Regions from separate parts of the Homo sapiens genome. Here region 2 is linked to region 1. Evidence: read pairs that join two places in POLR2A ChIA-PET (ENCODE). Cell type or tissue: OCI-LY7. All regions are shown on one strand. Each heading gives the region's core, and the rest is flanking DNA. Links, peaks and the distances in the headings are about the cores only.

Region 1 (8,368 bases), core at 318-8,317:
CTGGGTTCAAGTGATTCTCCTGCCTCAGCCTCCCAAGTAGCTAGGGTTACAGGTGCCCACCAACCAAGCCTGGCTAATTTTTGTATTTTTAGTAGAGACGGGGTTTCACCATGTTGGCCAGGCTGGTCTTGAACCCCTGACCTCAAGTGATCTGTCTGCCTCAACCTCCCAAAGTGCTGGGATTATAGGCGTGAGCCACCATGGCCGGCCTTTTTTTTTTTTTTTCTTCAGACAGAGTCTCACTCTGTTGCCCAGGCTGGAGTGCAGTGGTGCAATTTGGCTCACTGCAACTTCCACCTCCTGGTTCAAGCAATTCTCCTGCCTTGGCCTCCTGAGTAGCTGGGACTACAGGTGCCCACCACCACACCCTGCTGATTTTTGTATTTTTAGTAGAGACAGGGTTTTGTCATGTTGGCCAGGCTGGTCTTGAACTCCTGACGTCAGGTGATCCACCCTCCTCAGGCTGCCAAAGTGCTGGGATTACAGGCGTGAGCCACTGCACCCGGCCCCTTCTGCTCTTTCCTGCATCTCAAAACATGCATATGCACAGAAAAACTGTCTCCTCTCCTTACCCCCTGCCTTGGATCCTTCACCCCATGTTTTCTGTTTTCTAAAATTCCTCAATTACATACCTGAATTTAAAACAATCCTCTTTAATATATGTGAACCTTTCCTTCCCGGAGGTCATGAAGCTGTTCCCAGTCATTTAATCCCAGCGATGTATTATTTATCTATTGCCATATAACAATTCACCCCAAACTTAGTGGCTTGAAACAATAAACATTTTATATTGCAGTTTCTGTGGGTCAGAAGACTAGAAGCAGTTTAGCTGAGTGGTTCTGGTTTGGGGTTTCTTGGGAGGCTGCAGACAAGATGTCAGCTGGGGTTGTAGTTATCTGAAGGCTTGCCTGGGGCTGGCAGATTTACTTCCAAGAGGGCTTGCTCACATAGTGCTGGTTATTAGCCGGAACCTTCAGAGCCTCCCTATGAGGGACTGCTTTACTGTTCTCATGATATGATGGCAGCCTTCCTCAGAGTAAGCAATCCAAGAGAGAACAAGGATCAGGCTGCAATGTTTTTGTGTGAGCTAGCCTCAGAAGCCATCCTCTGTCATTTCTGTAATATCCCATTGGTCACATAGGTCAGTCCTATTCAATGAGAAAGGGTATGAACACCAGGAGGTGGTGGGAGACTGGGCCAAGGGAAAGCTAATATTGAGGGGAGAAAAGAAGAGACAGGCTAAGCGTGGTGGCTCATGCCTGTAATCCCAGCACTTTGGGAGGCTGAGGCAAAAGAGTCACTTCAGTCTAGGAGTTCGAGACCAGCCTGGGCAACATGGTAACAACCCATCTCTACAGAAAATTTTAAAAATTAATTTTAAAAAGGTGAGGAGGCTGGGTGCGGTGGCTCACGCCTGTAATCCCAGCACTTTGGGAGGCCAAGGCAGGCAGATCACGGGAGCTCAAGAATTCAAGACCAGCCTGGCCAACATGGTGAAACCCAGTCTCTACTAAAAATATAAAAATTAGCCAGGAGTGGTAGTGTGCACCCATAATCCTAGCTACTCAGGAGGCTGAGGCAGAAGAATCGCTTGAACCTGGGAGGCGGAGGTTGCAGTGCGCTGACTGTGCTCCAGCCTGGGCAACTGAGCGAGACTCCATCTAAAAAAAAAAAGAGGAAACAAAGGAGGTATGTAATATTGGAGCCAGGATCATTTTAAGGAAAACTCAAGCACTAATTTGAGTCCCAGAGCTGGGAATAGAGATGAAGTTCTTGAGACCTGGTTGTCCTTGACACGTGTTGCAGAAGAGGAGGGAAAACAGAAGTGAGAATGACAGACCCATTTTTCCTCTTTCAATGTTATTTTTGCACTAACAGAAGGAGACAAGCTGCCCTTGCCCTTAAAAGGTCATTTTCAATCTCTTGGCCAGACTAGAAGGAGAATATTTCTCCTGAATAATTAATTGGTTTTAAGAAGATGGAAAGATATTTTTAGCTTCTAAGAAGAAATCAGGGTCGCTTGAATGATATCTTTATTCAACAAGGACACAGTCTTTCAGGAAGTTTACTTGTGCCAATGTAATTAGTAGTTGCTTTACAGGACAATGCTGTGCAGGTTTCACGCTGTGATGAAAGGAGATGATTTTCCAGTTACTGTTAATTGAAAATTGAAGCAAAGTGAACTTTGCAATCAAAACAGGAAGGGAAAACCAGACTGCAATAAGACAATAACCTTAGAGCTTTGTTCTTTCACAACACACAGAGAAGAAGCAAAGGGTTTTTTAAACTACTTTCATCTGGGCCAAATTTCTTGGAAGAATGCCCTCTGCCTGCCATCTACTTCCCTCTGGCTTGGCTTTTGCCCCAACCACCACTTCACTGAACCTGCTTTCATTATGGCCAACAAGGACTCCATGTTGCCTAACCCACTGGACATTTTTCTGTTTTGTGTTTTCTGATCTCTAAGCAACATTGACTCAATTGACCACTCACTGTTTCTGAAAATACTTTCCTTCTAGTTTCAGGGATGCCATTTTCTCCTTGTTTGTCATCTCCCTGGCCATCTATTTAAGGTCTTCCTCCATTATCCAACCTCTAAATGTTAAGGATCCTGGTCAGGCACAGTGGCTCATGCATGTAATCTCAGAACTTTGGGAGGTTGAGGTGGGAAAATCACTTGAAGACAGGAGTTCAAGACCAGACTGGCCAGTATAGTGAGACCCCCATCTCAACTTTTATTTATTTATTTATTTTTTTGAGAGGGAGTTTCACTCTGTCACCCAGGCTAGAGTGCAGTGGCATGATCTCAGCTCACTGCAACCTCCGCCTCCCGGTTTCAAGAGATTCTCCTGCCTCAGCCTCCTGAGCAGCTGGGATTACAGGTGCCTGCCACCGTGGCTGGCTAATTTTTGCATTTTAATAAAGACGAAGTTTCACCATGTTGACTAGCCTGGTCTCCAACCCCTGACCTCAAGTGATCTGTCTGCCTTAGCCTCCCAAAGTGCTGGGATTACAGGTGTGAACCACCGCGCATGGCTCCCATCTCTACTTTTTAATAAAAAGAGAATAATAATAATAAAGCTGAGAATCTTAATCATTGCGTGTCTTCTCTTTTTCTTTTCTTTTTTTTTGAGGTGGAGTCAGGCTGGAGTGCAATGGCAGGGTCTCGGCTCACTGCAACCTCCGCACTATCCTGCCTCCCAAGTAGCTGGGATTACAGGCATGTGCCACTACTCCCCGCTAGTTTTGGTATTTTTAGTAGAGATGGGGTTTCACCACATTGGCCAGGCTGGTCTCGGAATCCTGACTTCAGGTGATCCACTCGCCTTGGTCTCCCAAAATACTGGGATTACAGGCGTGAGCCGCCACACCCAGCCACATCTCTGCTCTTTCTGTGCTTTCTGTCATATAAGTACTGCACTTTAAGCAATTGCACTACTGGAGCTCCTCTGTTCTCTTTCTGAATGATTTTATCCAATCCCATGGCTTTAATGCCATCTTGATACCAGCATTATCAACATTTATATCTCCAGCCCTGATCTCTTCCTGGAACTTCAGACTGTTATAATTCACCTGCCTTCTTAATATTCCAACCAGGAAATTCATAGACAGCACAATGTATCGCCTTGGTTCCTCCCTTCCCAAACCTGTTCTCCCACAGTAGGCCTTACTTGTCTTGTAGGTAGCACCACCTCCTATTTAACCACACTAGTAGGAAATTTCATTATATCTGGATTCATTTTTTCTCCCCACTCTCTACATCCAATTCATCACAAGTCTTGTTCATTCTGTATCCAAAGCCATTTCAAACTTGTCCACCTCCATTACCACCCCACCTCCTTACCCTCTCCATTACCACCCCATCTCCTTGCCCTATCCAACCCATTCTCTACCCAGAAAATAGGTCTATCTTAAAAAATAAAAATCAGATCACTCACAGTCTATGCAACATCCTTCATTGGATTCCCACTACACTTAGAACTAAATATAAACTTAGGCCTGGCACAGTGGCTTACACCTGTAATCCCAGCACTCTGGGAGGCCAAGGCAGGCCAATCACCTGAGGTCAGGAGTTGGAGACCAGCCTGGCCAACATGGCGAAACCTGTCTCTACTAAAAATACAAAAATTAGCCAGGCATAGTGGCAGGCACCTGTAATCCCAGCTACTTGGGAGGCTGAGGCAGGAGAATCACTTGAACCCAGGAGGCAGAGGTTGGGGTGAGTTGAGATCGCGCCACTGCACTCCAGCCTGGATGACAGAGCAAGACTCCATCTCAAAATAAATAAATAAATAAAAATAAACTTGTAGTGTCCTCTAAACTGCTACAGGACCTGGCTTCTACCCATCCTCCCAAGTGCAAGCTCATTTCATGCCACTCTGTCTTTGGCACACAATGCCAGTCCTGTCCAGCCTAGAGGTCTTTGCTATACTGTTCCTTCATCCTAGAAGCTCTTCCCCTACTCTTCCCATGCTAGCTTTGTCTCTTCCTCTGGGCCTTAGCTTAATTATTGTCCACTAAAGCAGACTTTCTGACCATCCTATCTGAAGTAAGCTTCTTTGTTTCCTTTATTCTCTTTTTAGCTCCTTCTTCCCCTCAGTCCTCACAGTTATTCCCACAGTCATAATGCCAACCCAATTTTTCCACAAATGAGGAAACAGAAAGACTTTTTAGGAACTTGTTAGATTTTAGACAAATCAAACACCACATAAACAACAAACTGCTTCTCTCCTAACTGGGCATCCTGCTGGATATGACCAGTCATACCCAATTCCACCCATATCTAAAAATTGAAAGGCTAACTGAGCATGGGGGTACACACCTATAGTCCCAGCTACTTGGGAGGCTGAGGTGGGAGGATCACTTGAACCTGGGAAGTTGAGGCTGCAGTGAGCCAAGATTGTGCCACTGCACTCCAGCCTGTGTGACAGAGTGAGACTCTGTCTCAAAAAAACCCAACTAGTTTTTAAAAAGTAAATACTGATAAGGTGAATCGGCATCTCAAACCCAAAATGAGGATACTCTTGAGACCCCCTTCAGTGGAAAGTGTGTAATGACCCAGATCCTGTTTTGCTGCAATCTTGGCCCTACATGACACAGCGGCATTCAACCGAACACGTAAAGACGAGAATAACTTTCTCACGAGTCTCATTTCCTGTGTTTTATATTAGAGCTCATTGTTGTTCTCTTTTTATTCCTCCTCTAAGACCAAAGTCCCATGAGATGGACCTTGGTAGAGTGAAAAAGGGTTTGAACTCAACTCAAATGCTATATGAGTGCATGCATGAAACTCCAGAATGGGCTCCAGCACTTTCAAATTTTTTTTCATTGACACTATCCACATGTAGAAAACATACCCTGTAAAGTACAACTTCTCCCTTTTGTTTCTAAGGTGAAAACTTAGGTCATATGCACGGAGCTGACAACAGATCACCCAATAATTATGTGATTGAAGTTGTCACTTATTTGGGTAAAACCTACTCAGGAATTTGAATTCTCTTCTAACAACTTGAACAGCTTCTCTTCTGTTTTGTTAATAAATCACTAAGTATGGCATACAAATCACCAGCAAGTTTTCGGAGAATTAAACTTACTGAAGCTCCTGCTTTCCAGCATTTTTATTTTATTTTATTTTATTTTTTGAGACGAAGTCTCGCTCTGTCGCGCAGGCTGGAGTTCAGTGGCACAATCTCGGCTCACTGCAACCTCTGCCTCCCAGGTTCAAGCAAGTCTCCTGACTCAGCCTCCCTAGTAGCTGGGATTACAGGCACGTGCCACTATGCCCAGCTAATTTTTTTTTTTTTTTTTTTGAAACGGAGTTTCGCTCTTGTTGCCCAGGCTGGAGTGCAATGGCATGATCTCAGCTCACTGCAACCTCCACTTCTTGGGTTCAAGCGATTCTCCTGCTTAGCCTCCCGAGTAGCTGGGAGGCTGAGGCAGGAGAATCGCTTGAGCCCGGGATGAGGAGGTTGCAGTGAGCCGACATGGCGCCACTGCACTCCAGCCCCAGCCTGGGCAACAAGAGTGAAACTCCATCTCAAAAAAAAAAAAAAAGAAAAAGAAAAAGAAAGTGAGTCACTTGATACCACAAAGAATATAGGCTCCTTTGTGAGCTAAAATTTCTAGATCTATAACTCAACAAAGGTGATTTATGACTTTTATAAATGTTGGAGGCCGGGCACAGTGCCTGACACTTGTAATCCAGCAAGTTGGGAAGGCAAGGTGGGCAGATTGCTTGAGCCCAGAAGTTTGAGATCAGCCTGGGCAACATGATGAAACCCCATCTCTACAAAAATAGAAAAATTAGCCAGGTGTGGTGGCATGCACCTGTAGTCCCAGCTACTCAAGACGCAGAGGTGGGGGGATCACCTAAGCCCAGGAAGTCGAGCGAACCGTGATTATGCAACTGCACTCCAGACTGGGTGACAGACTGAGACCCTGTCTCAAAAAAATAATAAAGTTAAATTAAAAATTAAGTGCAGCTGGGTGCGACGGCACACACCTGTAATCCCAGCATGTCCAGAGGCTGATGTGGGTGGATCACAAGGTCAGGAGTTCAAGACCAGCCTGGCCAAGATGGTGAAACCCCATCTCTACTAAAAATACAAAAATTAGCTGGGCATGGTGGTGGGCACCTGTAGTCCCAGCCACTCGGGAGGCTGAGGCACGAGAATGGCGTGAACCCGGGAGGTGGAGCTTGTAGTGAGCAGAGATCATGCCACTGCACTCCAGCCTGGGCGACAGAGCGAGACTCCATCTCAAAAAAAAAGAAAAGTGAGTCACTAGATACCATAAAGGGCAAAATTCCCAGGCTCATCTGTCCCTGAGGAAACGTTGAGGAGGAAATGTGGTTAGTTGTTTGTTTATATTTGTTTCTATAAGGAAGAAAGCTTGAGGTAGAGCTGAAATGCTTTTGCATTTTCTCATGCCACTTTAATACAGTCTCTATTCAGGACTCAGTGAAAACTTTTAAAAGAATATCAAGAGAAATATTTTTGTTGCTGTCGTTGTTTTAACCATAAGAATCATGACTGGGCTAAGAGATTTCCCTAAACTGTCCAAGCATGCTGTAGCTGCTAAGGCCATTTTCTTGGCTGCTTCTATTTTTCTTTTTTTTATGACCTATATTGCCTCCAGATTGGCTGCTTCTAAAGGGGTTGTTCGTACTGGGCTCTGAACTGAGTTACCCAGTTTAACTTCTATGTAGAAAATTACACCAGCTCTGGCCAGGTGCAGTGGCTCATGCTGTAATCCCAGCACTTTGGGAGACCAAGGCGGGTGGATCACCTGAGGTCAAGAGTTTGAGACCATCCTGGCCAACATGGTGAAACCCCGTCTCTACTAAAAATACAAAAAATTAGCCGGGTGTGGTGGCGGGTGCCTGTAGTCCCAGCTACTTGGGAGGCTGAGGCAGGAGAATTGCTTGAACCCGGCCGGGATGAGGAGATTTCAGTGTGCCGACATGGCGCCACTGCACTCCAGCCTGGGCAACAAGAGCGAAACTCCATCTCAAAAAAAAAAAAAGAAAAAAAACGACATCAGCTCTATCTCGAATTCAGTGTCTGGTGAAATTCTGAAAGAACTTAAGAAATGCTATGAGACAGGAGACACAAGACGCAACTCTGTCTTCATTGCTCAACAAATGCTAACAGGGTGTGTGCTTCTGTTCTCAATGAGTCAGACAGATTGGCCAGCTCTGAGCTCTGTTTAATTTGGTCCCACAGGCATGGGCCTCCTTCAAACACTGTCACTTCCAGAAAGTAAAGCAAGACACAAAACAAAACAAAATATCTCAGAGCTGGAAGAGACCTGAGGGATCACCTCCTCCAACATTCTCACTTAAAAAAGAAAAAAATCTAGGCTGGATGCAGTGGCTCATGTCTGTAATCCCAGCACTTTGGGAGGCCGAGGTGGGCAGATGACTTGAGGCCAGGAGTTTGAGGCCAGCCTGGCCAACATGGTGAAAGCCCATCTCAACCAAAAATATAAAAAGTAGCCGGGTGTGGTGGCGTGCGCCTGTAATTCCAGGTACTCGGGAGGCTGAGGCACGATAACTGCTTGAACCCAGGAGGCAGAAGTTGCAGCGAGCTGAGATGGCACCTCTGCACTCCAACCTGGGCAACAAAGTAAGTTCTTGTCTAAAAACAAAAACAAACAAAAACCTATCACTTCTATTATTACTATTATTATTATTATTATTATTATTATTATTATTATTTTCTTTGAGATGGAGTCTTGTTCTGTCACCCAAGCTGGAGTGCAGTGGTGCTATCTCAGCTCACTGTAACCTCCACCTCCCGGGTTCGAGCAATTTTCCTACCTCAGCCTCCCAAGCAGCTGGGACTACAGGCACGCACCACCACGCCCA
Region 2 (8,368 bases), core at 207-8,206, 50 kb before region 1:
AAGCTAGGCCAACAGACTCTCTGAGAGTATTCAAATCTCAAGTTAACACCTGACAGTATTTACTATTCAGAAGAATTTTAGATACTAATAAACTATTGTACAAAATGACAAACTAGACTATTCTGAAAATAATTATCTATCGCAGGTGACTGATTGTCTTGTTAAAGGAAGGACTTAAAACTCAAGGGAGATCGAGGTCAAAATAAGATAGTTTGTAATGAATCTAATTATGAGTGAATGTTAGCAGCTATGAAAGTTAGAAACATAGATATGTGCTGAAAAATAAAGATGTATTTCTACAAAAATGAAGGAAAAATTTCAAAGGATACAATGAAAAACTGGCTAACATTTGACTATGAGGAAACATCCCTAATTCTACCCACAAGCAAAGAGGGGTGGATACAGAAAAAAAAAAGTTGAAATTACATGTTAATTCAGAAAGTATCTTTGGTGAAGATGTGACATCAGTGGACTACCTGCAGATTCATACCAATGTTTTCATTCCAGGAATACTCACTACTTTTGTGTGCTATGTTCAAATAAGATACTATTTTGTTTTGTCATCTGTGAAATTATTTTAAAATGTAACACATTAACACCTTATCTTAATTCACAAAGAGAACACGTCATTGTGAAAAACTGAGAAAAACGATTTCAGGACTCTTCTAAACTAAAAGGAATATGCCAGAAAAAGCAGTGCATGGAAGAAAAATGAATGGTAAAATTTCATTTACTCAATAAAATTTTGCAATGAAAGGATCTAAAAATCTGTAGTTCAAACCTTTTGTTTTATAGATGAGGAGGCTAAAGCCTAAAGGTCAACTGGCTTGTCCATAATCGCAAAACTTTTAGCTTTGGTTCCAAAACTGCCTGGGTAGATTACCTCCTAAAACTTTCAACACAGTAAAATTAACCTTTCTCCCATTTCAGCTTTTTAATGCTTTCATTATTTGTTTTCCTATCATTCTTTATATTCGTAACATTATGTATTCCAATAATTTACATCATTTCACAATTTAAGATGCCTTGCACATTACTTCTATTATTTGACAATGTACAACTAGACAAAGTTTCATAATACTTCTATTAAAAATGTTTTATTTAAAAAGCGCCACCAACTTTTTTAAAGTGTCACATTAAGCTGGCATGTGGAGAAAAAAACTGTAGCCATATGCATGGGATTTTATGTAGCTATTTACTCGATTCCATGAAAAACATACTTACCATGGCAGCCCCTGCATCACACGGTACATGTGTACACGATACAGAGCACCTACTTAAAGAAACACACTCACCAACACATACTGTAAACTTTTGCAAGTATTACAAGGAGAAAAACTTGTTTTTACTGTTAAGCAGACTTCTTGCCAATTTTTTCAAAAGGTATTTTGGACTGATCTGCTGCTTTTGGTAACATTTTCAATGAAGAGGATAAATACTTAGGTTGGCTTAATTTGACCTGTGTTGACAATAGTCTTACTTTAGAAAACTATGCCCAAAGAACTCATTATCATCTTTCTCATCCAAACTCCCCTAAGTAAAATTTAGTTGGTTTCACATATTACAAAGCTAAATTTCATATACCAGGATCCTCAGGTAAACTTTCCATATCTATGACCTATGTATCTACACACAATTGCTTAAGTTATACTAAAGAACTTTACCATGATGCATAACCCCATGCCAAATAAATGAGATGCCCTTTTCTTAAGTTAAAGTGAAACTATTGTCAAGAAAAGCCAACACAATGATCAACCACAATGTAATTTAAGTTCAATTACTGTGTATTCACAAAATATTCTTGGAACAAGAAACGTAATAGGTGCAAAAGACAGCTAAAGTGGGTTTGTCATTTTTTGTCATTTTGTCTCTTTTCTTTGTATAATGGTGGCTAAGAGCACGAGGTAACAGTGGCTGCTTGCATTTTTCACACGTAACAAAAACACTTAATGACTCCCAAAGGAAATACATTTTTTAACAAGAGCTAATCCATGATTTGTATCCTAGACCCCTGCCTAAACCCTTGTTCATATGCAGCCCAAGGGTGTCAAATGTAAAAGTCTGAAGGAAAAGAATCCTTTCAGCAAATAAGTATCTTTAGAATAAAAGGAAAATGATTAACTTTTTTTCTTTTCTGAATATGAAAACAATCCCAAAATAATGAATTGTGAACAGGCAAATTTAGAATAGATATGCCAAAGGCCTCCAGAAAAGATAGGGGTCTTATCAATAACATCTTTGAAAAAATCTAAAAGGAATCAATTAAATTTTGATCAGAGTTAACACAGCCACTAAGAGATGGCTGCTGTGAAATAATTTTTTTAATTACTCACTTAAAACAGGCTATATACTTCTCTAAATGTATTTACATCACATAAGGATTAAAAAACAAAACCAAAAGTAAAAGCTCTGCAAGTGGTTCCTAACTAGTTTACAAAAGTTACCGAAAATGCACACTTACAGAGAACACATTAAAACCAATTTCATAAGAATACTGCAGAACATACTTACTATGTCTTTTTAAAATTCCATGGCAGACATCATCTGCCTCTGAAGTGGCTACTTCCTTGGTTTTGGTAAATTTTATTAATCAAGAGTTCTATTCCTTATTTGACCAAAGCAAATGCATTTTACTTTGAACGTGTTCAAACTTAAGTGAGTTGCTTTTGAAGGAAGTGCTAAAGGAATTGGAAACTAGATAAAGAAAACATACCTTTGGTTCTAAAAAGTACCCTTTGAAGTAGCGATACTGAACTGATACTCCTCTACTGAGTACAATGGTTGCTTTCCATAGCATGCTGTGAAGAAAGAAAATTAAAAGCAGCAGCATCAATATCAAACTACAGTGCATAAAGACTTCTTAATTCACAAAACTCCTCAAATAAAACGTATGACCAATATCACTTATTTATTCCTACACAAAATTTTACAGGCCTACTCTGTAGCAGGCAATGGGAACACAGGGGTATATACTGCAGAAAGAGCCTTATCTTCAAAGAGCTTCCTTTGCTGTGTGGGTAGACAGAAAAATAACCAAAGAAGATAGACAGAACGAAGTTCTGGAGGAGGCTTTTAAAAGGAAGGAAGGTTTTAATGAGGAAGCGCTGTCTGAGCTCAGGTCTAAATGATGAGAAGGAACCAGCCATATAAAGAGCCAGGATAAGTTTCCAAACAGAAAATTCAAGTTGTACAAAAGTGGAAGCCAGAGTCAGAATCTTCTGTGACTTCCCACTTAGCGAGGGATGTTACATGGCTGATAAGAGACTTTGGGTCGCAGCTTTTGTGTCACAAATGAGAGATAAACATGAGTTACACTCCTATTCTTGACTATCCGTTATTCTAAGCTGTCCTACCCAGGCTCTGGCTATTCCTCAGACAAGCAGTCAGAACCTGTATCTTGTTTCAGGCCAATGTCTTTCTCTGAACTATGTTATTCTAACAGAAACTAAAGATTTGACTCAACAGCTGCCTTAAGGTCAAGAATTCACTACAATTCATTACTGTAACTGAGTTTTAGCTTCAAATAATAAACTAGTGCTATCCACAGCATGGTCCCAGACCATCATTAGTAGCTGGGAGCTTCTTAGAAATGCAAATTCTCAGGCCCTACCCAGACTTATTGAATTAGGAACTCTGGGGGTGGGGGCCCAGTAACCTGTATTTTAACAAGCCTCCAGGTAACTTTTTTTTTTTTGAGACGGAGTCTTGCTCTGTCACCCAGAGTGAAGTGCAGTGGCGCGATCTCAGCTCACTGCAAGCTCCGCCTCCCGGGTTCATGCTATTCTCCCACCTCAGCGTCCCCAGTAGCTGGGACTACAGGCACCCGCCACCACGCCTGGCTAACTTTGTTTTTTTATTTTTAGTAGAGACGGGTTTCACCGCATTAGCCAGGATGGTTTCGATCTCCTGACCTCATGATCCAACCGCCTCGGCCTCCCAAAGTGCTGGGATTACAGGCATGAGCCACCAGGCCCGGCCGCCTCCAGGTAACTTTTATAAACACTTTGAGAACCCCTGTCATAGACCATTAACCAAACGTTAATTCAGCATGAGTAGTTTAGCCCTACCTGGCTCTGCTAAGACAGGTTTTAGGGCATTGTCCTTACTCTGATACAAGCTTAGCTCCTAAAATAAATACAGATATAGCTCATTGTATTGCACTTTATTATACTTCACAGATACTGTGTTTTTTACAAATTGAAGGTCTGTGGCAAACTTGAGTCGAGCAAGTCTATCAGTGCCATTTTCCCAACAACATGTGCTTACTTCGTGTCTATGTCACAGTTTGGCAAATCTCATAATGTTTCAAACTTTTTTGTTATTATTATATCTGTTATGGTGATTGCATGCTACAGAAAAATCTTTCATGAAAGGAACAGTTAATCAATGTAGTAAACTTCACTGTCTTATTTTAAGAAATTGACACTGTCCTTCAACCTTCAGCAACCACGACTCTGATCAGTTAGCAGCCATCAACATTGAGACAAAACTCTCCACCAGCAAAAAGATTGCAATTCACTAAAGGCTCAAATGATTGTATCATTTTTTAGCAATAAAGTATTTTTTAATTAAGGTATGTACATTTTTAAAAATCACTGCTTTAAACAAACCAACATGGAACATGTATATATATGTAACAAACCTGCACGTTCTGCACATGTACCCTAGAACTTAAAGTATAATAATAAAAAATAAATAAATAATAAATAAGTAAAAATCACTGCTTTAAAGCAAGAATAGCAAATGCTGCCAGGCGTGGTGGCTCACGCCTGTAATCCCAACTCTTTGGGAGGCTGAGGTGGGCGGATCATGAGGTCAGGAGTTCAAGACCAGCCTGACCAACATTATGAAACCACATTTCTACAAAAAATATAAAAATTAGCCAGGCGAGATGGCACAAGCCTGTAATCCCAGCTACTCAGGAGGCTGAGGCAGGCGAATCACTTGAACCTGGGAGGCTGAGGTTGCAGTGAGCCCAGATCGCGCCACTGTACTCCAGCCTGGGTGACAGAGTGAGATTCCATCTCAAAACAAAAACAAAAACAAAAACAAAAAAAGAATAGCAAATGCTTGACACATGTTCCCTATTTTTCCCCAATAAGCCTCAGAATCCTTTTCAACAGAGGTTTCCAGGTGGACTCTTCCAATTAAGAATAGAAAGTTGCCATTTCTGCTACCCCAAAAAGAAAAAAAGGGGGGGGGACAAATTCCCAGTACTACCTCATCTCCAAAACAGCCAGTTGGAGCATGTGAAACTAGCCCCACTAGTGCAGAGTAGAATTACTAATAAGCTGTGAAAAACGTGCTGCCGCCTCTCCCTCAGCCATTATTTCTCAATCTCCAGGAGCAGGATCTAGGTATGTGTATTTTTTTTCAAGTCCTCCCAAGTGATTCTAATGCGATCCCTGGTAAAGAACCACTAAATGAAAACAAGAGATGAAGAAGGCAAAGCAGTGAGTCTTTTTACTCCACTTGTCTAAGCAAATGTGGCAAATTTAAGAATGAACCAGAACCCAGGCATAGTGGCTTATACCCAGCACGCTGGGAGGCTGAGGCGGGAGGGCAGCTTGAGCCAGGAGTTCACAAACAGCCTAGGTCTCAACACAGTGAAACCTCATCTCTATAAAAAAATTTTAATGAGCTGGGCATGATGGTGTACACCTAGCTACTCGAGAGGCTGAGGCAGGAAGATCACCGGAGCCCAGGAGTTTGAGGTTAGAGTGAACCGAAATCGTGTCATCGCACTCCAGCCTGTGTGACAGAATGAGACCCTGTCTAAAAAATTTTAAAAAAAGAATCAGAACTATTTGGTGAACTAAAGACAAAATAATCTGATGAAATTAAATCAAAACCAGGAAAGACGGGTAGTCATATGGTGGTTTAGTGCAGCTGCCTAATTCTGAATTGCCCTTATATCCTTTCCCAAAATACCATAAAATCTACAAGGAGGGCAAATGAAACCACAAGTGACCCACATCTTCAGCAGTATTAGGAAACAATACCATGACCTTCAAGTTTTCTCTAAGCAGAAAAAAATTCCAGGAGAGCTCTAGCTGCCATGAGCCTGTGGGTAGGGAGAGCTGGTAAGAGAAAGCTTAAGACGCTCCCTGAAAGACAGGGGCACAGCAGACTTAGATGCAGAGCACATTAAAATTCCAAAGAAACACAATTTTAAAACTCACGAATATTGTCTAAAGGCACATGGATTCCTGTGTATCTACTCCCTTCTCCCTGTGAAACACTGTTTATCTGCTACCTGTGAATCAATTCTATTTCATTGTACATGCACAACATATGAACAACTGGTCCTCTTAAAATTGTTAAGTGTCTTATCCTGTTCACATCTTTTTGACCAAGTTGGCTGAAACTGACTTAGGACAGGCAGGGGTGTGTTTTAGAGACAAGTTCAGAAAGATATGAGGTTTCACTTCAGACCAGAGTGGCTGATCTGAAAATCGAAGAAAAAATAGCCACTTGAAGGAAATACTAGTCTGTGAAAGACTAGTAAAGAATATATACTATTAAAGTAATACTATTTACCAACAGAACTCTTATAAGGAGAGCTGAGAATTGGCTGAGAAAATATGTCATACTAGTGACAAACTAGAAAAAAGGGAGTTCTGTGTTTTTTAATTTTCTTTCTCCTAGCTTACATTACTGTTATTTTTTTACTTTCCTTTGTTATTTTCCGTTGCTTTACCACCAGTGCTCCTCAAACTATTTGCTGTGAATGACCAGCATTTTTTGTTTGCTTTACTCAACCTGTCTGGTGACCAATATTCTGATCTACATACCCAGTTCAATGAGATGTGTCCACAGTGACATGCATGGAGTCAAACTGCTATACACATTTCTAAATGCTTGCTCTCAGTTTTTGTATTTCTCACATCATGGATTGATTTTTTTAAAAGTCTTTTGGACTGGTACTGGTGCACAGGCCACATTTTAAGACATGCTGCTCTACAGGAAAATAGAGCCTTAGCAATCACCTAATCGGGCACTGGATATACTTGTATGCTATTTAGGAAAACCTATAACACTTCCAACTATCCACAGTGGGGTAAGTGCCACCTCTGCTGACATCCACTCATCTATGCTAACCCCTTTTTATCATGCAGATGAGGTAACTGAGGCCTACAGACATCAGCCGCCCAAGTTCACACTTAACTGCAGAAGAGTGGCTGACACCCAGATTTACCTTTCTCCATCCACTGTGCCCATACTAAGTTTACTGATGGATTCAATGCCACTAGTGAATACATTTCTTCATATTAGCTAAGCTATCTAAGTATGTGTTCCACTCTCTGCTCCTTTTAACACCACATACTTCAAGGAAATACTTTTATAGGCAAATACAAAAATTAGATCTCTTATCAAGAATATGTACTTACCATTAAAAAAAGAAATCAGAAAAAATTAAAAAGAAGAAAATAATATATAGTGACCAGACAAATGTTAATGCCTTAAAATGTTTCTTCAAATAAGAAAGCAAGGTGGGAGGATCTCAAGTCCAGGAATTTGAGATCAGCCTGGGCAACATAACCAGACACCACCTTTGTGCCAAAAAAAACCCCAAAAAACAAACAAACAAAAAAGTAATGCCATCTCCACACCAAAAACAAAAAACAAAAAAACAACCACAATTAACAAGGCATGGTCATGGGTGCCTATAGTCACAGCTACTCAGGAGGCTGAGGCGCAAGGATCGCTTCAGCCCAGGAGTTCAAGGCTGCATTGAGCTAGGATCACACCACTGTACTCCAGCCTGGGTAACAGAGTGAGACCCTGTCTAACTAATTATGGTGGTAAGTACCTAAAGAACCAGTCAAGAATTAAAAGTATATTCAATTATCCTGAGTTGTAAAAATAAAAAATACATCTAAAAAAAAAAAAAGAAATGAAAGTGGTTGAGAGGCAGGGATTAACAGTAAGAGAGGAACCTGTTTTTCCCACACAAATTTTGTAAAATTATTTCACTCATAAAACTATGCAACGTGATAATGTTGATAAAAATTATAACTAAAAGAAAAAATACCAAGATATCTTAAAAGCCCCTAACATCATAAGGTTAATGTCACAGTTATTCTGTAACCTCACATTTCCATACTCACCTTTCACCTGTGTCATTCTCTGGAAGAAGAGCCACAGCATTTTGAGGATTCCAGTTTCCCAAAGCATCACAGCTTCCACATATCGCAAAAACTTCTCCTAAAGAAACAGAACAATCAGTCACAGAGAAACAGAACAATCAGTCACAGTGGGATAAGCAGGGAAGTTTGCATTAGTTCAACCAGATATGCTGCCCCCTTTAGCAGAGATGAAAGAGCCTCACTAGATATAGGTTTGGGCCCAGGTACCTACCACTCAC

Evidence for each region. ChIA-PET counts read pairs that join two places held together with the same protein. Peaks named below come from ENCODE experiments on the same cell type or tissue, not always from the same donor. Only the 100,000 strongest peaks of a DNase experiment are listed, where the experiment ranks them.
Region 2: POLR2A ChIA-PET joins it to region 1 with 76 read pairs; 17 of 35 experiments call an interaction of 5 or more read pairs at or near these places.

What each region holds. Positions count from the first base shown.
Region 1 is chr20:5,640,495-5,648,862 of GRCh38, forward strand. No RefSeq gene overlaps it. Among named protein-coding and RNA genes, the nearest start is that of GPCPD1, 34 kb to the left of the region's middle. RefSeq lists enhancers at 6,449-6,498, 7,019-7,158. In OCI-LY7, for the core only: a CTCF peak has its summit at 4,991; DNase peaks (open chromatin) are centred at 5,127, 6,367, 7,117, 7,654 and 2 weaker places; H3K4me3 peaks cover 2,620 bases; H3K27ac peaks cover 7,093 bases.
Region 2 is chr20:5,590,614-5,598,981 of GRCh38, forward strand. It overlaps GPCPD1 (glycerophosphocholine phosphodiesterase 1), which reads right to left. Exons shown (of 20, transcript NM_019593.5): 3 at 8,112-8,208; 4 at 2,714-2,798. Among named protein-coding and RNA genes, the nearest start is that of GPCPD1, 16 kb to the right of the region's middle. RefSeq lists a silencer at 2,610-2,904. In OCI-LY7, for the core only: no CTCF peak of the experiment used is centred there; DNase peaks (open chromatin) are centred at 2,748, 3,106, 3,738 and 6,378; H3K4me3 peaks cover 6,235 bases; H3K27ac peaks cover 8,000 bases.